Regions from separate parts of the Homo sapiens genome. Here all the other regions are linked to region 3. The links are chromatin loops, found by intact Hi-C in ENCODE. Cell type or tissue: Calu3. All regions are shown on one strand. Each heading gives the region's core, and the rest is flanking DNA. Links, peaks and the distances in the headings are about the cores only.

Evidence for each region. Peaks named below come from ENCODE experiments on the same cell type or tissue, not always from the same donor. Only the 100,000 strongest peaks of a DNase experiment are listed, where the experiment ranks them.
Region 1: it touches region 3 in a loop (4-fold over the local background); 2 of 110 quality-filtered maps call a loop at or near these places.
Region 2: it touches region 3 in a loop (5-fold over the local background); 2 of 110 quality-filtered maps call a loop at or near these places.

The regions. Positions count from the first base shown.
Region 1 is chr10:57,335,703-57,344,371 of GRCh38, reverse strand. The region is part of intron 5 of LOC105378313 (a long non-coding RNA gene); the gene reads left to right. Among named protein-coding and RNA genes, the nearest start is that of MIR3924, 35 kb to the right of the region's middle. In Calu3, for the core only: CTCF peaks have their summits at 4,960 and 5,163; a DNase peak (open chromatin) is centred at 5,111.
Region 2 is chr10:58,018,709-58,027,377 of GRCh38, reverse strand. No RefSeq gene overlaps it. Among named protein-coding and RNA genes, the nearest start is that of IPMK, 240 kb to the left of the region's middle. In Calu3, for the core only: no CTCF peak of the experiment used is centred there; DNase peaks (open chromatin) are centred at 3,567 and 3,877.
Region 3 is chr10:57,860,845-57,869,513 of GRCh38, reverse strand. No RefSeq gene overlaps it. Among named protein-coding and RNA genes, the nearest start is that of IPMK, 400 kb to the left of the region's middle. In Calu3, for the core only: no CTCF peak of the experiment used is centred there; a DNase peak (open chromatin) is centred at 4,493.

The sequences.
Region 1 (8,669 bases), core at 2,858-6,857, 530 kb after region 3:
TGGAATTTATTCCTTCCAGTGGGTTCTTGGTCTCACTGACTTCAAGAATGAAGCCATTGACCCTTACAGTGAGTGTTACAGCTCTTAAAGATGGTGTGGCTGGAGTTTGTTCCTTCAGATGTTCAGATGTGTCCAGAGTTTCTTTTTTCTGGTGGGTTTGTGGTCTTGCTGACTCCAGGAGTGAAGCCACATATCTTCGCAGTGAGCGTTACAGATCTTAAAAGTTGGTACATCTGGAGTTGTTTGTTCCTCCCGGTGGGTTTATGCTCTTGCTCACTTCAGGATTGAAGCCACAGACCCTCGCAGTGAGTGTTACAGCTCATGAAGGTAGTGTGGACCCAAAGAGTGAGCAGCAGCAAGATTTATTGGGAAGAGCAAAAGAACAAAGCTTCCACAGTGTGGAAGGGGACCCTAGCGGTTTGCCACTGCTGGCTCGGGTGGCCAGCTTTTATTCGCTTATTTGGCCCCACCCACAATCAGCTCCATTTTACGGAGAGCTGATTGGTCCACTTTACAGAGTGCTGATTGGTCCATTTACAGAGTGCTGATTGGTGCGTTTACCATCCTTTAGCTAGACACAGAGCGCTGATTGGTGCATTTACAATCCTTTAGCTAGACACAAAAGTTCTGCAAGTCCCCACCTGACCCAGAAGCCCAGCTGGCTTCACCTCTCACCATCAGCAGGAAAATTGTCATTAGGTCCCCACATTCATTTCTGTCTCCAGTTGGAACAGTAGTTAATTAGTAAGAAGTTTTTAAGTTCAGAAGTTAACTGGAACCATTTTGCTAAGGGTAAATGTTTTAGCACAGGCTGTAGTAGCAGGCAATATAGAACATTCCCTCCATTAAAGGAGCCTTGACCAAAGATGACATAGACTCTCTGGAGATCCATTTTTCAGGGAGCCAGGCAGATCACACAAGTTTAGGAAGTCAAAGGGGATCACAACAGGCAGATAAGCTGAGGTTCTGTGGGTAAAGCATAGTTAATCCAATCACTTAGTTCATCTGGTTCCATGGCTTGGAAGGCTACGCCTGCAACCTTGGGTGGAATATTTAACACAGTGCTGGGACTTAGGAACTGAGGAGAGAAAATAGTTGGGGGGATGCTCCCACTGTCTTCTCCTCCCGCTCCACCCTGGGTCACAATGAAAGAAAGAAGGACTAAAAGGATGCTTTTATTTTCACTTCTTTTTCTAGATGGGTAACAGACTATCTTCAGCTTGCACCCCTCTGGAGTGCACTCTGAAACACTGGAACTTGTTTAACCTCGGTACTTTAAAGAGAAATGTGACTCATTTTATTTCGCACAAGGGCATGGCATTTTTACTAACCTTTGCAAGTGTCGTAAGATCGACCTAGCTTTTTTAACAGGCATAACAGGTAAGCCTATAGAAAATAATCCCCCAATTACAAAGGCAGTTTCTGGGGGAACCATCTGATAATTCCCCTTATTTGGGGACACCTCAAGTTTTCTTCTCATTACAGGACCTTAGGCAAATAAAGGAAGAACTAGGCCAATTTTCTGACGACCCCAATAGGTATGCAAAAGGTTTCCAGAATTTAACTCAGGTGTTTCACCTCATATGGAAGGATGTTATGCTGCTCCTAAACCAAACTCTAACCACAGCAGGCAGTTCTGCAGGTAGCAGATAATTTTGGAGATGAGCAATATACCTCCTGTAATATATCAGAAAGGAAGAAAAGAGATAGGGAAAGGGAAGAAATAGCAGAAACACCATTTCCAATAGGAAGGGAAGCTGTTCCTCTTGACAACCCTAATTGGAATCCCAATAGCTCTACAGATGAATGGAAAATAAAGCACTTTTTAATATGTATTTTAGAGGGCCTATGAAAGAATAGGGCAAAATCTGTTAATTACTCTAAACTGTCCATGATAGACCAAAAGCCAGATGAGAATCCTGCAGGCTTTGTGGAAAGGCTGAGAGAGGCACTAAAAGAGGACACCTCCTCATCCCCTGATTCAGTTGAGGGACAGCTCATTCTAAAGCTTAAGTTTATTACACAGGCAACTTCCGATATTAGAAGGAAACTACAGAAGTAAGCTATAGGACCAGATAGCATCTTGGAATACCTCCTTGAGGTGGCCACTTTGGTCTCTTATAATAGGGACCAGGAGGAGGCCTAAAAGATAGAGAGGAAGCTCAGGAGAATGACAAAGGCTCTAATAGCCGCTTTGCAAGTTTGCAAAGTCCAGGATACCCCAGGTGCATCCGTTAGTTGCTATGAGTGTGGCGAGCCAGGGCATTTTAAGAAGGAGTGCCCAAACATCAAGAAGAAGCCACCTTGACCAGGTCCAGCCTGAAGTGTAGGCCACTGGATATCAAATTGCCCCCGAAGGCAGAGGTCACTGAGTACAGAACCAGTCTCACCGATGATTCCAGCAGGACTGATAGGTCTTGGGGCTCAAATCCTGGCTCCGGTGGCTAAAGTGTCATTACAGCACAGGAGCTCTGGGTAATTCTGGAAATTGAAGGAAGGAAAGTAGACCTCGTTCTGAACACTAGTGCCTGTCTGTCTCTCTTTGCTCCTCTCTAATTTAGACCTCCCCTCTTCCCATAATACGACTGTAAGGGGCGTCTCAGGACAAACTCCAATCCAATATTTTTCTCAGCCTCTTAGTTGCAATTAGGAGGACCTGTTATTTATACATGCTTCCAAACCACTGCCACAGTAGCTCTACTCATCAGAAAAGCCTCCAAATTAACCCTAGGAAATAATTTACCTGTTTACACCCCACATTCCCAGCAAGTGTGGCTGCTCACCAGAGCTTTCCACCCCCCAATACCTTGGCCCCAGGGGACAGCAGGCCTTGGCCTTCTGACTTGTGAGGCGAGCTGACATTCTGGACCTTGGGGGACGGCAGTGGCATGGAGACTTGAGTGGCGGCCGTTGTGGTGTTTGTGGTTGTAGATGTGGTCACTCCCACTGCCTCGGCCAGGTCTGGAGGGAGGTCATCTTCATCACTGCCGTTACTAAAAGCACATGAAGCTCTGCTCATTAGAGTAGTAAACAGGCTGTGAGGAGTGGACGGAGGATCCTTAGCAAACAAACAGCCAGTAAAGCAAGCAATACATAAGGCAGGATAACGTCTAAAAAATGTCTCTCCCCAGACACAAGCACTGAATTAGCTGCACTAAAAGTTCTTATAAGATCACAAATTAAGCAAGGGAAAGGTAGCTAACTTTTATACTAACTCCAAGTATGCTTTCTTAGTTCTTCATGCTCATGCTGCCATTTAAAAGGAAAGACATTCTCTTATCACTAATGGATTTACTATAAAATATTACCAGGAAATTAGCAGGCTATTATCCTCAGTTTTCCTTCCACAAGAAATAGCAGGAATGCATTGTAAGGAATATCAAAAGGAAACAGATAAAGTAGCCAAAGGAAATAGGTTAGCTGATCAGGCAGCTAAGTTGGTGGCAAGGAAGCCTCAAGGGATTAACACACTTCAAGCCATCCTAATCAAGGAAGGCTCCATAAGAAAAATTAAACCTCATTATTCCCCTGCAGAAATAGAGTGAGCCACTTCTCAAGGGTGTACTTCTCATAACTCAGGATAGCTACAGTCAGAGGATGGCAAACTCCATTTGCCAGCCTCCAGTCAATGGAAAGTCCTTACATTCCTTCACCAAGCTTTTCACTTAGGAAAGGATAAAACTTATCAATGTGCTCAGAGGTTGTTTTCAGGCAGAAAACCTCTAACTTGGTTAAGCATCTACCCTCTCTAGCTCACTTTCAATAGGAATTGATACATCTAGAAAAAGCCCAACCCCAAGAAATAGGACCACCTTTACTTAACCTAAGAAATTTCGTATTAGTGAAAACTCATCTCTCTCTCTTCTTCTTTAAGCCAAGCTGGGAAGGGCCCTATACAGTTCTTCTTTCAACCCCCTCAGCAGTAAACGTTACAGGTATCAACTTCTGAATACATCACACTCAAGTCAATGCCTGAAGACCTGAGGGAGCAACCCCTGACAGCCCAGAGGAACATCTCGAATATCAATGTGGAGAAACAGAAGATCTTAGGCTGAAAATCATAAAAGATAACTAACTGAGTGAGGGACAATCATCTTACTCAGCCCCACTCCTTTACCTCAACAAATACTTTTTATTACTTCTACCTTTATTATTATTATCTATACACACACACACACGTACACACAAACACATACTAGCAATCTCCTTCAGACACAACACTAGGGACAATGATAAACTTTCAAATAATTTTTTTTATTTTTCTTAGTATTATAAAAATAATTTATTTTAATATAATTATTCTGCCAAATAATAGAACTTCTTTGTAACGCGTATTTGCAGAGAGATTTTAATTATACATGGAATTGCATTTGTAACTTCATAAATCCCCCAAGGGAAATGTTATATCTTGGCAAGTAAAGTTTTAAACAAAAATTATTTACTATGCCACTTTTATGGGAATTGTTATAGTCACGCTATGATTTGCAATAAAGCTATACACTGTGGTACCCACAATGTGGAATTCTGGTTTTAAAATTCTCATGGCTGTAATATTTTGCCTAATTATCATCTTTATAGCAGGATTAATAATTACAGGAAGGATTTAGTCAAGTTTGTTTTGCCTGTAGCAGGAGTACTAGTTACAATCAAGAAGTAACCATGAAAGTTTTACTATCATTAAGTTTGCTAGGACTTTTTACTGAAGATTGATAATATGGTGCACTCTAAGCTATGGAAAGGTTATAAAAGAGAGATTTTATATAAGAAAGGATCTTGTATAGTAAATTCTCATCCTAAAAGGAAATGACTGGTTGTTTTAAGGATGAATGTTTAGGACAAGTCAGAAAGTTTGAATATGTTTTAAGAGGGTCTGTGAAAATCATGTAAGAATTTAATAATTAAATGGAAATAATTGCCAAGATTGACACTAAAGTTATTTTAGCCACCTAATACTGCTTTTCTCTTAATCATATCACAAGTTATAAAAAAGGCCTAAGCCTAAAATTATCCCCTAGTGGCAAGTCAAGGGGCAAAATGTGTTTTTCTCAAGGAAAATGTTACTTTTATATTAACTTTTCTTGTAGTGTACTATGACATCTAGTGGAGGCAGACCGGTATTACAATCCATTGGTGTAACTAACAGGTATCAAACTATTGTCATAGTTAAGGTTTACAGTATCCCCACTAACAGTGATAATCTTAATACTCATATTCTAACTTTATATTTTAAACCTTCTTGTAAAATTTATCTCTTTTTGCCTAAAAGCAATCAAACACCAAATGGTGCTGCAGACAGAGCCACACATGGACACACCAATCTTGTGAGAACCCTTAGACCAACCTCAGGAGGAGCCCCAACTGCTGTACCCCCACACCACGCCCCTTTTTGGCAGGAAGTAACCAGAAAGAATCATCATCCAACACCCCCAACAGCAGTTAGGGCAAAATCTCCTGAGGGTGAAAATAATACAGGAGTTACTAAGAAATAATTTTTAGGCAGCTAGAAAGGGTAAAAGTTCTCAGTGGAGATTCCACCGAGACTTTACGTTCTGGAAAAGAGATTCCAGAAAGTAATTCAGCCTTGCTGACACCTTAATTTTAGCCCAGTGAGACCTGTGTTGGATTTCTGACCTACAAAACTGGAAGATAATAAATTTGTGCTTTTTAAGCCTCTAAAGTTCTGATAATTTGTTACAGTAGCAATAGAAACCTAAGAAGAAGTGTAGTAGTGCATTTTAAACATGTAATTGAATTGTAAAGATAACACATTTAGAAAATTGATTCAGGAGGAAAATTATATTTCAATTCTGATTATCCACAACACACACACACACACGTACAAACACACGCATACTAGCAATCTCCTTCAGACAAAACACTAGGGACAATGATAAACTTCCAAATGATTTTTTTATTTCTCCTAATATTATAAAAACAATTTTTTAATATAATTATTTTAGTGTGGAATATTTCTAATCAAAAATTTACAATGTATATGATTGAGTCATTAATCAAGCTCTAATGATAAGTATTCTTTTTCTTTTCTGATATGGTTTGCATTAACATTTGTGTTTTAATCAAAGCCAGCAACTTATTTGAATATTTTTTCACAAGGAAAAGTTCATTCATAAAAATATAAAAGCCTTTACATAAATGCATAACTGCTAAGATATATATCAATTTGCATAAAATATAATTTTAAAAAGTATGTCAACAAATAAATATAATTGGGTTTATACCTTCTACAATATTTTATTTTCTTTATAGTGAATAACTATAAGGCATTTGATAGAAATTTGAGGTAGCTGAGTTTAAATCCTGGCTCTGTGTCACCTTACTCAATTCCATAAGCTTTTCTGTTATTTAAATTAGTAATCTGCAATAGGAGGGGTTATTTGACTACATAACATTTAACTTTACATTTCTCTTTAAAAATTTTTGACTACACCTTTTATGACAGTTGCCATTGCTGTAGAGTCATGGTTCTCAACCTGGGTGATTTTCTTCTCAGGGGACATTTAGTATCTGGAGAAATTTTGTTGTCATAACTCGTGTGTGTGTGTGTGTGTGTGTGTGTGTGTGTGTGTGTGTGTGTGTGTGTGGTGGGGGAAGAGTTAAATTAACATGTAGTGGCTTGAGTTCAGGGATCCTGCTAAATATTAAGTACAATGCATGGAATAACCCATACAACAATTACCCAGCCCAAAATATCAATAGTGCCAAGCTTGAGAAATCCTGTCTTAGAGAAAGAAGTTATTCAATATTTGATGCAAAAAGGGAGGTATTTTACTGATAAAAGTGATGCTGATTCCAAATACAATCGGATTTAATGCAAACTAATGAATACCTCTCTGGCAGCTAGAAGAGTGATGGTTCAAAGTATTTTACTTTGCAATCTTAATTACCTGAAGTAATTTGGAACACAGGAAAAACAAAACACGCAGTCATTAAGTTTCTAGATCTCTTTGAAATCAATAAAGACAAGATTCCATTAAGAAATCCCAGAGCCTAGTGTGCATTTGAATGAATCATGGTGTGACCTATTATATATCCTTGAGTTCTTTGCTGAAATTGGTTGTCATTGTATTCAGAACTAATACAGGTCAAATTGAGAGGTGACAACGTGCTAGCAGCCCTCGTTTGCTCTTGGCGCCTCCTGGGCCTCCACCTCTGCTCTGGCCACGCTCCAGGAGCCCTTCAGCCTACCGCTGTGCTGTGGGGGCCTTTCTCTTGGCCTGTGGAGGCCAGAACCGGCTCCCTCTGCTCGCTGGGAGGTGTGGAGGGAGAGGCGCAGGTGGGAGCCGGGGCTGCACTGGGCGCTCTTAGGCTGGCACAGGTTTTGGGTGGGCGCCCGCTCAGCGGCCCCGCACTAGGCATTGCCAGCCAGTGCCTGCTGGCCTTGATGGGGCACAAGCTCCCTCTGCACTGCCAAAGTGCCTGGGCTAGGTACCCCAAAGTCTGGCAGTGAGTGCCATTGAGAGGTGAAGCCACTGGGCTTCTGGTTGGGGTGGGGACTTGGAGAACTTTTCTGTCTAGCTAAAGGATTGTAAATGCACCAATCAGCACTCTGTCAAAACGGACCAATCAACTCTCTGTAAAACGGACCAATCAGCTCTCTGTAAAATGGACCAATCAGTTCTCTGTAAAATGGACCAATCAGTAGGATGTGGGTGGGGGCCAGATAAGGTAATAAAAGCAGGCCACTTGCGCCAGCAGCAGCACCGTCCTTACATGCCTTTCAGTGCTGTGGAAGCTTTGTTCTTTTGCTCTTGGCAGTAAATCTTGCTGTGCCTCTCTATTTGGGTCCGCATCATGTTTAAGAGCTGTAACACTAACCGCAAAGGTCTGCAGTTTCATTTCTGAAACCAGCAAGGGCACGAACCCACTGGAAGAAAAGAACAACTCCAGAGACGCTGCCTTTAAGAGCTGTAACGCTTACTGCAAAGGTCTGCAGCTTCACTCCTGAAATCAGCGAGACCACGATCCCACCAGAAGGAAGAAACTCCGGACACGTTTGAACATCGAAGGAACAAACTCCAGACATACCATATTTAAGAACTGTAACACCACGAGGGTCTCTGGTTTCATTCTTGAAGTCAGTGAGACCAAGAACCCTCCCAATTCTGGACACAAAAGTACATCACTCAGAGATCTGTTAATGACAAAGTTAAATTTGTGAGGGACGGGTTGGTAGTAATATTTTATAGTATTTCCCATGTTTCTGCATTGCCAATAAAGTAGCATTGTAGAAGCTGACATCTCAGAATTTACAAGTAACTAAACATTTTTAGGTGATTCAGAAAGATATATGCTAGGAGACAGCAAAGAATTCAATCTTTTGCCTTTTCATTTCAATCTTCAGGCTTGTTAAATAAACTCCTTTAACTAACAAACTGTTCATACTTATTTCCAATCTAAATACTAGTTAGTAGCTCAGCATTGCCCCGATTTCGCTCTTCTTTTCAGATATAACGACACAAAAGGGAAGAAAGCTGGAACACACGTTTATGTAGACAGAAGTAGTTTATTCAGAGAAATAGTTTCCTCCAGTCCTCTGTTGCCTAAGGTAAATTTGACGGAATATATTCCTAACTTTCCCTATTCCAAGTGAATGTGACTAATTTTAAATATGCCACACAAATGAATTCAGATAGCATGTATCCACCAAA
Region 2 (8,669 bases), core at 1,934-5,933, 160 kb before region 3:
AACCATCAACATTAGGTCTAGGGCATCTTTACTTTTGAGGAATACTGACAGCTGTTAATCAGATAGTTTCTGGTTTAGTTTGTAATATTTAATAATCCTTATATATTTACTTACTGTTAAAAATCAAATTAAAAAGATACTTGTCAAAAGTGATTTTTATAGTTTGAATAAATTAAAATCCCTGATTAAATGTATATTTCATGTGTTTTCTTTTCTTTTTTTTTTTTTTTGAGACGGAGTCTTGCTCTGTCGCCCAGGTTGGAATGCAGTGGCGCGATCTCGGCTCATTGCAAGCTCCGCCTCCTGGGTTCACGCCATTCTCCTGCCTCAGCCTCCTGAGTAGCTGGGACTACAGGCGTCAGCCACCACGCCTGGCTAATTTTTTTGTATTTTTAGTAGAGACAGGGTTTCACCGTGTTAGCCAGGATGGTCTGGATCTCCCGACCTCGTGATCCGCCCGCCTCGGCCTCCCAAAGTGCTGGGGTTACAGGCGTGAGCCACTGCTCCCGGCCTCATGTGTTTTCTGATAAAGGAAAAAATTCAGTTTTTTCAGTTACCTTCTTTGAATAGCACAGGAGGTCCCAAGTTCCCAGTATCTACTTGGCCCTGCTGGCAAGCAGTGGTTGGCCTCTTGAGTATCTGGGTGAACTCAGTGACACAGATGCACTGGGGCCAGCCTGGTGGCCCATTCTGAGTGGCCTCTGAGACATTCTCCTTTTTGCTAAGGACAGAGCATACTTACTTGTTATGAAACGAACACTGCAAGAGCAGGCAGGTAGGGCAAGTCTGTGTCCTGCACAAGCAATTTCATGCAGTTGTTGTTGATGTCAAGGAAATAAATGTTGCATTTAATGCCGCCCTGGCTTCCAAACAAAAGAAGTCAGATCTCACCCTTGGAGAATAGAATTCTGTGCCTTATTTATCACTGAGAGCATGACAAGGGAAAGGATCATCTCTTTCCTCTTGAAATTTTCCAGCAAGAATTATTTGCTGTTCATAATGTGCTCAGAAATAGTTATATTTGGATACGAGAAGAAGAACATGAAATGCAGGAACTCAAGTTATTTTTAATTTTCCTTTTATTACATGGTAGCAGACAGAGATAATTGTAATGCTTGACATTGCATGTGGACAGGGCGTGTCAAGTGTCTCTTCTCCTACAGAAGAGGCAGAAGCTGTTCTTTGGGCTGGCACTTGAGGGAAAACTCATGATTAAACACAAATTACCAAATGGCTTTTCCTATTGACCTTGACCATGGTCTCTGTGTCCCCCGACCCCCAGCTATTCCTTTTCTATTTGAAGATTCAGATAAAAGAAGAATGGTATTTTCCAACTTAAGTAAAAAATAATTAATGAGAAATAATCTGAATTAAGCAATGTTAAATAAGCTTATTTGCTGCAAAGTTTTTTCAGAGCCTTTAGATGCAGCTACTACCACTACTACTAATGCTAATAAAATGATAATAATAATAATAACAAACAGATTAAACACTAACTATATGCCAGGCATCATTCTAAGTGCTTTGCAAGATTTAACTAGTTTAATATTACATGAGGAAGGTACTGTTATTATCACACCATTTTACACATGTAGGAACTAAAGTCAGAGAAAGAAAGTCACTTGCCCAAGGTCATTTAGCTTGTGAGTTTGAGGATAGTATTAGTACATAGTATTTCTCAACCTTATTTGACTATAACCTTACTTCATTTCTTTTTTTTTTTTTTTTTAACCTGTAGCATGTTATGAGATTAATGTTCCATGAAAAACAGTTTTGAAAATGTTGGAGTAGAGAGAATAAAATGTAAGAGAATTGAGAAAGGCATTGAAGAATGATTTGTGATTTTTAGTCATAGGAGATCAGCATTCTAGTAACCCCCAAAGATAGGGGAATCCATCCTCATCTCAGTGATCAGATATACTATGTTCATGGCCAGGATTTCGAATTTTAAAATCCGTGATTTTCATCCCAGGTGGTCTTTCCATGTCTTCCATGAAAAGTCTTACTACCAGACTTCCATGTCTGGTAAGTAAGTTGAGTGTGTGTAGCGGGGTGATATTTGGAAGTAAATAAGGAAACAGAGGAAGTTCTGACACATACCACTCAAAAAATAATCCCTAATTTTAGAAAGATGTTGTTACTTCACTTGGTATACATCCTTGACCCCTGTATCCAATGCCTAAACCTGCCCCTGAGCAGATTACAATGAATTTTAACAGACTGTATAAATTCTCTTTCCGTACGAAAAGGTCATTGTTCTTAAAGCATATGAATATGAAAAATATACATAGCCACAAAACATATGAAAAATGCTCATCATTAACCAGAGAAATGGAAATAAGAACATAAATTAACATTTTTTTGTACCTCACAAATTGGGACATTGAGCAGTTCATAAAAAATAGGATTGAAAAGATCCTTTTATACGCTTTTAGTGGGAATGCAGATTATTACAGTATTTTTGGAAGGCTCTTTGGGAGGCTCAGATAAAATCAGTATAGATATACACTTTGACCCAGATATTCTTGAAATACCTACCACCAGAATGAGCTTCCTCCATTCTGCCTTGTGCAAAACCATATTCCATACATATATACCTCTTGGTAGATTGCAGTATCGTATTGTTAAATTACATTAATGTATTATTGTTGCATCATTTGCTCCCTCTAAGAAGATTATATATTGTCACTTTTTCCTAAGTGATTTGCTGTGCTCTTCCCAGTAGGATAAGTATATTTGCTACCTCATTAATGGTTGGGTTGGCCATGTGACTTGCTTTGGACAATGGAATATGGAAGTAACACATGCTAGGACAGAGAAGACACTTCAAGAGCATCATGTGGTTTCATTATTTTTATCTCTTCCTTCTACTAGCAGATTAAAATAAGGCTGCTACTTTAGCGTGGGTCTCCGGGTAAAGAAAACATTGAACAAAACTGAAGCCAACCCTCAGATATCACTTATGTGAGTGAGAAATAAATGCTGGATGAGCCATTGAGATTTTTGCTAACCTGTTAACCCTAGTATTGTAACCCATAATAAATGAACAGAAGCTGAATATCTACTTTTTCAACAAAGCCTTCATTCAATGTCCACCCTAACATATATATATATATATTCTTTCCAAATCTATAAAAATTTAAAGTCTATTTTACAAGGCTTTTAAAGTGTGATTTTTTTCCTAATATTGATTTCCCATTATATTAAATATGTCATTGCTCCCCCAAGGTGTATAATAAATTCCCTGAAGCCCCATGCCATGTCTTATCTTTTATAATTATTTACCCTGGTCCTGGAAATATAGTAGGTACTGAATAAATAAACATTCTTCAGCCAATACACCTACAACTATTTATTGAGAGTCTCAATATGTAAGCCATTCTTGCTTTTTCAGTTGGTAACAATGATAATTGAGAACTTTGTTTCTGCCCAGGTTGGCAAGGAATGTTTGTCCATTCCCTCAGAAAGAGTTAACTGGTTCCAGAAAGATTTGTGGGATGAATCATTTACAGAGGCTCTTGAAATGACTGACTTCCTCTACATGACTCACGTTTTCATCTGTGAAAACCTGAAGAAATTGAAAAAACAATACTCAACTCAAAGGGGCCTCATTGTCACTGGAGATGGAGAAGGATGTGGCTCTGAAACCTAGACAGCAACATGCCTGCTTGTTTTTACACTGAAGTAAAAAGACAATTATTTGGTGTGTTTATATTTTCTTTTCAGATAAATTACTTAACAGGGAATGTTTGTGTAAAGTGAAGAGATCAGAGGCAAGAAGACAGAAAAATAATGATCAGTTCAACTTCTTCCTGAAAACAACTCCTGTTTTCTCTGGGGTATCAGTGGCTGGGCTGGTATGTTCGGCACAGGGTTTATAATTTCTTAACAAGGAACACATTATGCAATGCATTTAAGCTATCTACTCCTTTGAGCTCCAGGCCATGTTTTTTGAAATAACAAGGTAAAACAGATTTTTTTCTTCTCATCTTGGAAGAAACTCAGCTTCCTGAAACCTGTAAATGGCTTCCAATGACTTCATATATGAGGCCCTCTGGCATATGGTGTGACCAGTCAGGACCCTAATGAGGAAGGAGGGAAACCACTGTCAACACTTTAAGTAAAATCGGATGTCATTAATCTGAGAATAGCAATTGTCTGGGATAAGTATTTCATACAAGGGGAAGCAGAGTAACACAGCTGTACATTTTCTATTTTTCTATTTTTGTTGAATAGCTATAACAAGTGCATAACATCCCTATTATTTTCTGTATTATAATATAATAATATTTTGATCCTTAGATAAATGTTATTGAATCATTACACAGTTAACCTTGTGAGGTGTTTTGAAGCTAATAGGCCAATGTAATGTGTATTGATAGGCGGCATTAAGTCAGGACTAAACAGTTATTATTATTAGGTGGTACATAAGGGCATTTTAATGTCTGGCAAGAGGATGAAGTGCTATTATTTCTAGAGGGAATGCATACAGGGTGAGGTTATGTTCCTGATTCTACAATGGGCTATGCACAACAATTGGAAAATCCCATTATCTCTTCATGCTTTAGCTTCTTTGTTGTCATAGGATTTTTACAATTCTGTCAGGGAACTTTTTCACTCTTCAGAAGAAAATATCCAGAAAAATTCAGAGAATCTTACATTTGTAGAGTTGCAAAGGGCCCTAAGATTTCTGGTCCAACCATCTCTTTATTGGTGAATAAAATGGGCTCCAGAGTCATTAAATAACTTTTCTGAATTCACATTTGGTGTAAAAGCTGTGATTAAAATATTAATATTAAGAACACATTTTAGGTAAAGAAAATTTGATAAAACAAAGAAAACAATAAAGAATTCAATTCAGACTGAAGGTTATCATTGAGTATCGGGGAACCTGCCCCGATAGTCACGAAGGTTCTTTTCTATTTTCCTTAAGCATCGGCCGGCTTGAGAAATAAAGGAACAGAGTACAAAAGAGAGAAATTTTAAAACTGGGCGTCCAGGGGAGACATCACATATCGGTAGGTTCCGTGATGCCCCACAAGCCGCAAAAACCAGCAAGTTTTTATTAGGGATTTTCAAAAGGGGAGGGAGTGTGTGAATAGGTGTGGGTCACAGACATCAAGTACTTTACAAGGTAATAGAATATCACAAGGCAAATGGAGGCAGGGCGAGATCACAGGACCACAGGACCGGGGCAAAATTAAAATTGCTAATGAAGTTTCGGGCACCATTGTCATTGATAACATCTTATCAGGAGACAGGGTTTTGAGAATAACCGGTCTGACCAAAAATTTGTTAGGTGGGAATTTCCTCTTCCTAATAAGCCTGGGAGCACTATGGGAGACTGGGGTCTATTTCACCCCTACAGCCTCGACCATAGAAGACGGGCACACCTAGGGGGGCCGTTTATAGGCCTATACCCCCAGGCGCGTATTCTCTTTCCCAGGGATGTTCCTTGCTGAGAAAAAGAATTCAGTGATATTTCTCCTGTTTGCTTTTGAAATAAGAGAAATATGGCTCTGTTCTGCCCAGCTCACCGGTGGTCAGAGTTTAAGGTTATCTCTCTTATTCCCTGAACAATTGCTGTTATCCTGTTCTTTTTTCAAGGTGCCCAGATTTCATATTGTTTAAACACACATGCTCTACAATTTGTGCAGTTAATGCAATTATCACATGGTCCTGAGGTGACATACATCCTCCTCAGCTGACAGGATTAAGAGATTAAAGCAAAGACAAGCATAGGAAATCACAAGGGTATTGATTGGGGAAGTGATAAGTGTCCATGAAATCTTTACAATTTATGTTTAGAGACTGCAGTAAAGACAGGCATAAGAAATTATAAAAGTATTAATTTGGGGAACTAATAAATGTCCATGAAATCTTCACAATCCATGTTCTTCTGCCATGGCTTCAGCCACTCCCTCCATTTGGGGTCCCTGACTTCCCACAACAACTGAGAACTTTGTCGGTGGGATCAGAAACCTGTTCACTGCAGTGGAAGGGCCACTCAATGAGGAGCAGGGAAGTGCTTCATGTTAGGGAGGGAAGCACATTCGTGAACACTGATGAACCTGAGAATAGATGCAGAACAGGGAGATGATCCAGTGTGCTGATGACCACAATCGTGTCATCCTGTAGGAAGTTCTTATGTGATATGTTCTGTGGCTTAGTTCTTTGCACTCAGCTGTCCAATGTTTTGTGTAGTTGCCTCAAAGGAATCTATGTCTGCTGGTGATCAGAAAACACAAATATGGGTGTGAAGAACAGGATTAGGACTAAAAACCATTTACCAAGATGTGAACCTTAAAAAAATTATTTCAGTAGTTTTTGGGGAAAAGGTGGGGTTTGGTTACATGGATAAGTTCTATAGTGGTGATTTCTGAGATTTTGGTGCATCCATCACCAGAGCAGTATACACTGAACCCAACATGTAGTCTTTTATTCTCCTCCCCCTCCTATCCTTCCTCCCTTAGTCCCTAAAATCCATTGTATCATTCTTATGCCTTTGCATCCTCATAGCTTAGCTCCCACTTATGGGAACACATGACATTTGGTTTTTCATTTCTGAGTGACTTCATTTATAATAATGGCCTCCAGCTCCATCCAAGTTGCTGCAAAGGCCATTATTTAATTCTGTTTTATAGCTGAGTAGTATTCCATGGGTTATACATACCATATTTTCTTTATCTACTCATTGGTTGATGAGCATTTATGTTGGTTTCATATTTTTGCAATTGCAAATTGTGCTGCTATAAACACGTGTGTGCATGTGTCTTTTTCATATAATGACTTCTTTTCCTTTGGGTAGATACCCAGTAGTGGGATTGCTGGATCGAATTGTAGTTCACTTTTAGTTCTTTAAGGTATCTTCATACAGTTTTCCACAGTGGTTGTACTAGTTTACATTCCCACCAGCAGTGTAAAAGTGTTCCCTTTTCACCAAATCCATGCCAACACAAGATGTGAACTTTGAGCCTACAGCAAGTAAAAATGAGAAGAGATCTAAGAGAAATAACTAAAACAAACCCTCAGAATTTGCATAAGTTCAAGATTCGTGATGCTTATCTTGACAGCAGTTCAAGTGGCACACCCTTGGGTGTTTTAGTTGCCCATAAACTCACTGTAGTCCAATATTTTGTCACAATAATGCAATCTTAGGCTCTTTTCATAGAAATGTTATATTTTTGTTCATATCAAAACATGCAACAGAACAGTAGTATTCGCTAGTGGTCAGACCATTGCTAAAATTGTATCACTAAGCATGACCCTTGAAGGTAATAATGAAGAACTAAAGTGGTGGTTTCTAAACTTTCTCAGGTTGACTGATCCTTTTAAGCTTCCTTTATTCAGTTTGACCACTTTGAATACTGCATCCTTTCTTCTCAGAATATCAACATGATCATAAAATTCACATATTTACAAGTGCTGGTCAAGAACTCAAAGTAGAGATGACCAAAATAGGAGGGCAATCAGGAAGATGAGGGCTGTGGAAACTATGTCGTATGAAAATCAGTTGAAGAAATTAGGAATGCTTAACTTGGAAAAGGAAAGCTCTCTGGGAGATGTTAAGGAGTCATTACCAGAGATCACCAACATCCATGTCTATTTTTCCCAGAACTTGGAAGAATGCATTTTTCCCCTTTGAAGCTGAGTAGTCCATGTGAGTTGTTCTGACCAATGGAACAGTACAGGAAGGAATGTGTGTCACTTCTGGGCTGCAGTATTTTATTCCTTGTCTGACTTCTTCCATTCACGTCTTCTCCTGCTTGTTGATCAGGTTATATTCTCTGGTTGACACAACTAAAAGATGGTGATTCCTCCATCAGTCTAGGTCTTTGACCCATGTGAAACACATTTTCTGCTAACGTGTTTTTACTGATCATCACTCATTCAGGGTGGAGGTGGGTGGGCACAGAATGTACTTACATTGCTTCATTCAGGGTGGAAATTGTGTGCCCCTAATGACATCAAGCACAATTCCCATTTGGGAAAGTGCTATATGTTTCTCTCTCTCTGTTCTTTTACAGAGAAAACTCCTATATGTTTCTCTGTATTCTTTTACATTATATTTTACAATATAAAAGCACTACACACATAATCTCTAAGAAAAGGAGCTTTATGTTGCTGACATTATGTGTTTCTCTCAGTCTTTGAAGCTATGTGGTCTATCCTTTTGTAGGGCCATGTGCATTTTTGGTGTCTTATTTAAGACTAGATAGCAATCATTGACTGCTTCTCCATGAGAAAGAAAAATTATTTTCTACTGATGATTTCATGACTCATGAAGAGAATTTCTCAAATAGTAAGACAAGACCTTGCTAAGCATTACAACTGTCTGACAATTAATGATCTGGGAGGCTTGTGGGGGTTAAAATTAGTCAAATACTGATTATACAGAAATGATTTAGGTACTAGGTAAAATTTTAGTTCCGATTGTTTACTAAGAGTCTATGGTTTTTTTTTTTTTCTCTAAATTTCCCCAGACCCATCTATTTTTCTTCAAACATTTAAAAAGTAATAACCATTTTTAAAGCTATCACAGAATGTCTTTGTAATGCAAACACATAAAGGTTTATGATGAATTCTAGAACATTATTCTAGACAATGTCTAAGACATTATTACTTTGTAATATGCTCTTTCTTTTATTGCCAAAGTCCAACTTACATAT
Region 3 (8,669 bases), core at 2,494-6,493:
TAAACAAATGGTGCTATATCACAGAATGGAATATTACTCAATAATAAAAAGGGGAAACAGATTGGGGTATATGACAATGTGGATGAATCACAGGAACATTATTTTGATGTTAATTTTATGTATTATGTGCCAAACTTGCTGGGTCATGGAAGTCAAATACTATTTTGAATGTTTCTTTTTTTTTTGAGACAGGGTATCACTCCAATGCCCAGGCTGGAGTACAGTGGCGCTATCTCGGCTCACTGCAACTTCCGCCTCCCAGGTTCAGGTGACTCTCCTGCCTCAGCCTCCTAAGTAGCTGGGACTACAGGTGCACACCACCACACTCATCTAATTTTTGTATTTTTAGTAGAGACAGGGTTTCACCATGTTGGTCAGGCTGGTCTTGAACTCCTGACCTCAAGTGATCCACCAATCCCAGCACCCAAAGTGCTGTGATTACAGGCATGAACCAACACACCCAGCCTATTCTGGATGTTTTTATGAAGAGTTTTTTGGATGCAACTAACATTTAAATTGGTGAACTTTGAATAAAGCAGAGTGCCTGCCATGGTGTTGGTGGGCATCATCTAATCACTTGAAAGCCTTTATGAGTTTTGACAAATTTTTATACCTGTGTAACCCCTTTTACTATCAGAATATAGAACATTTCCCCAGTAGTCATTTTCCAAATATTCTCTTGTGCCCCATTCCAGTTAATTCTCCCCAAACTCCAGCCCCAGAAAACTTCTGACTCGCTTCCTGACTGCCAAGCAAGAAGGAATTCTGCCAGCAGATGGCCTTCAGACTTGAAATGCAATACTGACTCTTCCCTTGATCTCCAGCTTGCTGGCCTATCTTGCAGATTTTTGGCCTTCTGGCTTCCATTATTGCAAGAGCCACTTCAATTAATCTCTCCATATATATATATCTATACATATACACTCGTATATATATCTATATATACCCATATATATACCCATATATATCCATATATACCCATATATATACCCATATATATACATATACCCATATATATATATATATAAGCATCTCCTGTTGATTCTGTTTCTCTAGAGAATCCTGACTAATACAATTATGCTGAGCAAGGGAAGCTATACACAAAAGCATACATATTGCATGGTTCTATTTATATGGACCTCTACAGTGACAGAAAGCAAGTCAGAAGTTTTCTGGGGCTGGAGCTTGGGGAGAATTACCTGGAATGGGGCACAAGAGAATATTTGGGAAATGTTCTGTATTCTGATAGTAGAAGTGGTTACACAGGTATAAAAATTTGTCAAAACTCATAAAACATTCACTTAAAATGGGTACAATTGTTGTATGTGAATTATACCTATGTAAAGTTGATTTTGAAAGCATAGAGCCTGTAAATATTACATGTGGGAAGAAGGGGAATTTGTGCACAAGCTCGGGATGCTTTGCTGGGAAGTAAGTGAAGGCATTTGTAGATGGTGAAGTATGAAGGACAAGATTTGTTTTGCATTATGGCTCTTCTCAGAGCACTTGAGGTTACCCCAGGGCTTGAAAACTAGTGATGGGGAAAACATCTGAAAGTTGGGCCCATGGAAGTGGTAGAAAAGTACTGGAGAAACTTAAATACAATACTGGAAGAGACTATATAGTAGACATTTTCTCATATGGAACTTTCAGAACAACTGTAGAGACCATTTGTAAAGAATCTGGCTTTCCAGAGAAAAGCTGGTTATCAAGGGACTCAGACTGAATCTGCACACAACACTAGTCAAGGATTCGCTCTATCACTTCCTCATGGGGAACTTCTATTAAGAAAAATACAGATTTCAGAGCCTTACATCTAAAGCTTGTAGATCTTGGAACTTGTAATCTATATTTTTAAACATGATTTTCTGGAGATTCTGATGAACATCCAGGCTTGGGAAGTAGTTCCTAGACAATTCATAAGGTGTAGAAAAAGCTGCTAATGGCTGGTAACAGGGTGATGAGAGAATGAGGAGATGACCACATAAGATTCAGACTTCCCAAAGAGACTGACCTTCTATTTCCTGAGTAAAGGTTCAATAAGGGAAACTTTGCAAAATGCAATGAAGCAAAACAGACTCTCCATGGTTGCATTGTGGTTTTGCCTTGCTTAATTGGAAACTGCAGTATTTGTCTGGAAATGCTTGCTGATTAAGTCAGTATTTACTTTGTGGTGTACGATTTGAATGAAACTAAAACAGGTAGATTTAAGAAATGTTAACAATATTCATAAACCAATTCTCTGATTTCTCATGAGTTGATTTCATTAAAATACAAAAAAAATTTGTCAAATACTCTTTCATTGACAAAAAAATTAGCTTTAAAAAAGAATAATAGCCCTATTCATAAATTTTCATCTATTTGAACTCCTTTACATAATTAATATTTAGCAGGAACAATTGTATGTCATTACACATATTGGTAAGCTAAATGCAATTATGAGAGCACGTCACATTTGGGATAAAAAATGATAAGACTGACATACCTTCTGACCTCAATCTCCATGGAAAATAATTCAAGTAAGATAAATTAGACTTAGAGAAATATAGGAACAAGATTCTTGTTAAAGAACAAGTCTTGTTATAAATGCCGCTTGAGTGGAGTAAAGTCTGTTTTAAAATCCTTGAATATAATTGACTGTATGTCTTTTTGGAATGAAGGCTAAAATATCCTTAACATCAGGAAATGGATTTTAAACAGGTTAAATGATTTTATCTGTAATTTAGGAACTTTACCTTTTTGCACTTTTAGCTTTAAATCTCATCCTCCACAGTCTGAGAAGTTCTTTAAATTATGAAAGTTGGTTTATAGATGTATTTTCACAGAACCACTGAGTCCTGGAAATTGTTAAAGGATTATGCCAGATTAATTTTTGATTTTGCTACAGACAATCAAATGCTCAACATCTATGGAGCATATAACATCCTGGTATTCTGAAGTACAGGAGAGATAGAAAATCTTACAACCTGAGGTAGTACTGGTTGTCTTTTCTACTTCTCACATCACCTCTTTCTAGTATGCCTTTTATAGGCTGACTGCAGCCTCTACTTCAATACCTCCTAAAATAGGAAACTCACTATCTCACGATGCTGTCAATTCATTTGCTGGAGGACCTCAGTGAAACAAAAGATCTTCCTTATATAGAGTATTTCTTTAAATTCCACAAATTTACCCTACTTAAGTTACATGGAATACCACAGGAAGCCTACATTTCTGCATTTTACTCCATTAATATCTGAAAAAGCGTCATGTTTCCCATGAATTCTCTATTCCCATGTCTGCAAATTTCCTGGTGCTTTTCCTTATTTTTTCATGGAGACTTTTCTTCTCACCTACAGCGTACGATTGCAATGTCCCATGGCAAGGGCCCTAGTCATCTGGCACCTGCTTACTTTCTTTAGTTTTATTTCTTATCATTCTCTGATACTGCTCAATGTGCCAACCATGCTGAGATACCCACAGTTTGCCAGATGAAATGTGCTGTTTCACAGTGGCATATTCTGAGATGTACTTTTTCCTATGACTTAAGAATTTTCCTTCCCAGTGAACCCCTATCATCTTTTAGGATTCACTCCATTGTCACCTGCTCTAGAAGCCCCACTTGACGCCTCCAGGGGAGGAGAGTTTCTCCCATCTTCTATCTTACCATTTGAAGATACCACTGCTCAAAGTATATTCTCATGTCTCTCTTCTTCCCAAGATTGTAAACCTGTTGAAAACAGTGACCATGCCTTTGTTATTGCTCTGAGTATTCCTAAGTTGCACACAGTGGGTGTACAACAAATGTCTGCTGAATTCATGGACTGATATCCCTGATCCCAAATGATATAACTGCTCTGAACCCATAGATCCCCTGGTAATAATTACAATGTACCGTGCTTATGGGCACAAATATAATCAAATACATATGATTTCTTTTTAAGTGTCAGTTTCTTTCTTTGTCCCTAAAAGGCCATAGGTGTCAGAGTTGAGGTATTTGTGCTATATGAGTCACCAGCCTTATCTCTTTTAACCCACAAATTCAAGCTTAATCCTTATAACTTATCACTGTTTTGGCACCCTCAACACTACTTTTTTTGTTCCCTTCTTGACTTTCTGGTTCTCAGCCTTTCACATATTTCTCACCTGCATTTACATTCTCTTTACTGATGCCAGGTGTTAGAACTTCTCTCCCCTGGTTCTAACTCTGACCTGATTAGTTCTGTCTCCTGATGCTGTCTGTGTTTCAGCATGAGGTTTTCCTGTCTTGCTCTATTGATATTAGTGCACCAGAGTCAGGTGTTAGGCATAAAAAGAGTCAGCACATAGAGTGAATTTAAGCAATAAGCTGGGAAAGGGATAGCTGGAAACTAGTACCCAAGGGAGAAGAATGATTCTGGAATAGATAATCTGCCTGAAAGGTGGGGACAAGTATACTAGACAAAGCCAGGTAGGCAGGTCAGCATCAGGACATATATGAGTCATGAAGATCAGAGCCTCCAGCAGGGAGAAAACGCAGGAGAGAAAATGCAATGGGATCTAGAATAGTATAAATGCCAGAAGGTTACAACACAGTTGGTCAAAGTCCATGTAAATGACTATTTATTGGCTCTTTTCTACATATGGGGCAGGTGCTGTGTTTGCTGCACATTGGGGAATGAATAAGGGAGTCACAACCCTGCACTGGGGTTGCTTACAGCTGAGTTGAGGGAAGCTTACCAAATACACAATTAAATCCCCTTGTGATGGTGGAATTACAGGATGCTATGGGAACATGTAGCAGCGACAGCCAGGCTGCTGCTTCCACCCTGTTTAAATGCTCTGGCGAGACATTTCAGGGGTGCTTCTTTCTCAATATTCTCAAATCTCAGGCTTGCTTTCCCTCCTCTGTGACTACCTTGAGAATCCCCCAATCCTGGGTCCCAACAATTCCTCTTTATGCATTTCAGTCTCAGACTACAGTGTCAGACCAAGTAACAACACTGCTTTTCTCTCCTTGGCTTACTGATTCTCTTATTTATTTCACGTTCACTCTCTAATGCATTACCTGAGTGGCTGCTCCAGTCCTGTCCCTTCCAATCAACCTCAAATCTTTTCATCCTCAGTGCATGACCTTGTCTCTGATTTTCCTGAGCAGATTGAGGTCATCGAATGAGAATTCCATCCCTCCACCCCTTGCTACCTGCTGAAATCCATCTCTACTGCCTCTTATTATTCCTGCACTTTTACTTTTCCCTATTTCTTTCCTCCAGACTTTGAGAAAAAGGCAACCTTCTTCTTTTTATAGTGCTGACCTTTTCACTTGTGATTTCAACCCGATCCCCTCCTTCTTTCTCCAAAATTTTTCTGGAAAAAGAGTTTTCTCTTTTTTTCTGGCATCTTCAGTTGTTCTCTTCCTATTCTCTTTTTTTTTCCAGGTACCAGAATGCATGCACACATGCTAGACTTATCCTAAGAAAAAGTCTCTCTCTTTTTATTGACCACTTTCTTACTCTCATTACCAAACCCATGTACAAGTATAAGTGTCCCATGTTTAGTTGACAACATGTTGGTAACTTAAGAAAGGGGCATCAAATTGGTGTATCCCTAGTGCTTCTATTTCTTCCCAGATTTCTTTTTATTTTCCTTCTGTTCAGATTATTATCATCCATTTTTAACTTCTTTTTTTTTTTGTAAGGTTAGTAGCACAATATAACACCTCCATCTATTTGGGCTTGCTGCAATTATCAAATAAATACTTTATCCTTTAAAAGAGCTACATGCCTGGCAAAATGTAATCACACATTGAATGTAAGTTAGAATTTTTAAGGCATCTTTTTTATATCCTACGTGTTTCCCAGTGTCCAAATTGTCAAATTTCTGTTTAAATCGAATTGCTAATATTTTGATTTGAACATGATTAGCTGCCAGGTATGGAGGTGGTCAATTAGAATAAGCCAAGCTGAAACTAACAATTAAGTCTTTCTTTATGTATTATGACAGCACAGCAAGAGGCAAAAAAGCGAGGCAATGGTTCACCAGTATTTTATTTTCCCCCAAAAGACAGCACCGGATGAGGCTTTAATGGACACATGATAGACAGGGGAGAATTATCTCACTGCTGAGGAGCCCTGGCAAAAGGCTCCTGCATTTTTTTTAATTCCAGCATTATTGAGGTATAATTCACAAATAAAAATTGTACATATTTAAGGTGTACAACTTGATATTTTGATATATGTATACATTGTAAAATAATTGCCACAATCAAGCTAATCAGAATGTGCATCACCTCACAGTTACCATTTTTTGTGTTGCTAAAAGAAAAACTTCAGCCAAATTAAATTTAAAAGAGTTTAATTGAGCAATGAACAATTTACACATTCGGCACTCTTCCCAGCCAGTATTTTTGGAGACTTCAGCGCAGCCACGTGTAGGAAGAAGATTTATGGACAGAAAAAGGAAAGTGATGTACAGAAAATGGAAGCGAGGTACAGAAACAGCTGGATTGGTTACAGCTCAGTGTTTACCTTATTTGAACAGGGTTCCAACTGTTAGCTACATTTGATTGGCCAAAACTTAGTGATTGGCGGAAGCACAGGCCATGGTCTGGTTACACCTCCACTTGTTACAGTTCACGATGTACAGAGAAACCTTTAAGCCAGACTTAAAATATGTAAGGAGACAGCTTTAGGCTAAACTTGTTTTAGCAGTGTGTATGTGGTGAGAACACTTACAATCTACCCTCTTAGCAAATTTCAAGTATATACTATAGTACTGTAAACTAATCACATTACTATACATTAGATCTCCAGAAATTATTCATCTTGCCTAACTGAAATTTTCTACCCTTTGGCCAGTTTCACCCTGTTTCTTCTTTCCCTAGCACCTGGCAACCATCATTCTATTGTCTGCTACTATGAGTTTCCAACAGGTGTATGAAAATGTGCTCAGCATTGCTAATCATCAGGGAAATGTAAGTCAAAACCACCATGATATATAACCTCATATGTGCTAGGATGGCTATTATCAAAAAAAAACAAAAGATAACTTGGTGAGGATGTGGAGAAAAGAGAACCCTTGTACACTGTTGGTGTGAATGTAAAATGGTACAGCCATTATGGACAGCAGCATGGAGGTTTTTCAAAAAATTAAAAGAACTACCTTATGATCCAGCAAGCTCCCTTCTGGAAATATCAAAAGGAAATAAAATAAGTATGTCGAAGAAATATCTGCACTTTTGTGTTTATTCCAGCATTATTCACAATAGCCAAAATATGGAAACACCCTAAACATTCAATGATTCAATGATGGATGAATGAATAAACAAAGTGCAGTACACACACATACACACACACACACACACACACACATAAAGGAATACCATTCAGCCTTAAAAGAAGGAAATCCTGTTATTTGAGACAATATGGATGAAACTGGAGGACATTATGTTAAGTGAAATAAGTCAGACACAGAAATACAAATACTTCATAATCTCACTTATATGTAAAATCTAAAATAGTCAGGATCTGCAATTTTATGAACCCTCAGTGTCTGGAGAAGGGAGACGGGGAAAGGCTAGGGAGACAGAAATACTGAGTCAGAATGGAGAAAAGTTTCTTAGCTAAGGTTCTCTTCTTCCCACACCCCACCATAAAGACACCAGGGTTAGGAATGTAGATACACCTATGAGCCTGGGGGGTACCCACCCCACCCCAGTCCTTGAGAGCAACTTCCTCTAGAATGCAATGAAGGAACTGCAAAGAAGGACCAGTCAAACTGCAATTAAGACCAGTCAAAACAATATTTTAAAGGTATAATCAACAATTTGAGAATTTTACAAGGAAACTACTTTAGACACAAGCTAGTTAATTTACAAAAGACATTATCTGTTCCACCAAAGAGTAATTATTTTCATCTCTACTGGGCCAAAATCTTAAAGTTAACCTGTGTCTCTCAAACTCAAAAATTGTTCAGACAATAAAAAGTCAAATCTGCACCACACTGAAAAATAATCCAGGTCTCTCTTTTATGTGTTTCCAAGCTTCAGATAATTTTTTTGACACAATGAAATGTGATTCTGACCTGCCTCACCGGGTTGTTGTATTAAATAAGATATTGTATGGTAAGCTCATCATAGTGGTCACTCAAATGCCAGGTGCAGTTAGTTAGATGGTCATTGCTCCTCCTCAACCTTTTACAATTTGACTTTTCCGCACTATTCAGCTGAAATGTTTTGTTAGAAGGGACATCCCAAGAGCTAAGTTAATTGGCCTATTTTTGGATATTACTATTTTTTTTCCCTAGCATTTTGCCTAATTAACTATCTACTACTTATTGACATGTTCTCCTTCTTTGGTTTCTTTCGATTCTACTGCCCTCTCACTAAGCCTATTTCCTGACTTATTCCATCCTATTAGTTTTGAAATGTGAGCACCCCGCTGCAGTGCCTCATCTTTCTTCACTTTTCCTCATTTTATTCTCTCCACACTTCAATATTTCCAACACATATTTCCCCCCGACATAAATTGCAAACACATTTTTCATTACATTTTGGGAATTTCTACAGAGAAATTTTATCAACATTTCTCACTAAACACATCTTATGTTACTAAAATGTTTCCTGGCCTCAGGATTATCATTGTTTACTTATTTATTTTGAGAGACAACCAATACCCTAAGACATTTAGGCTAGACACTCTTCACTGTAACTT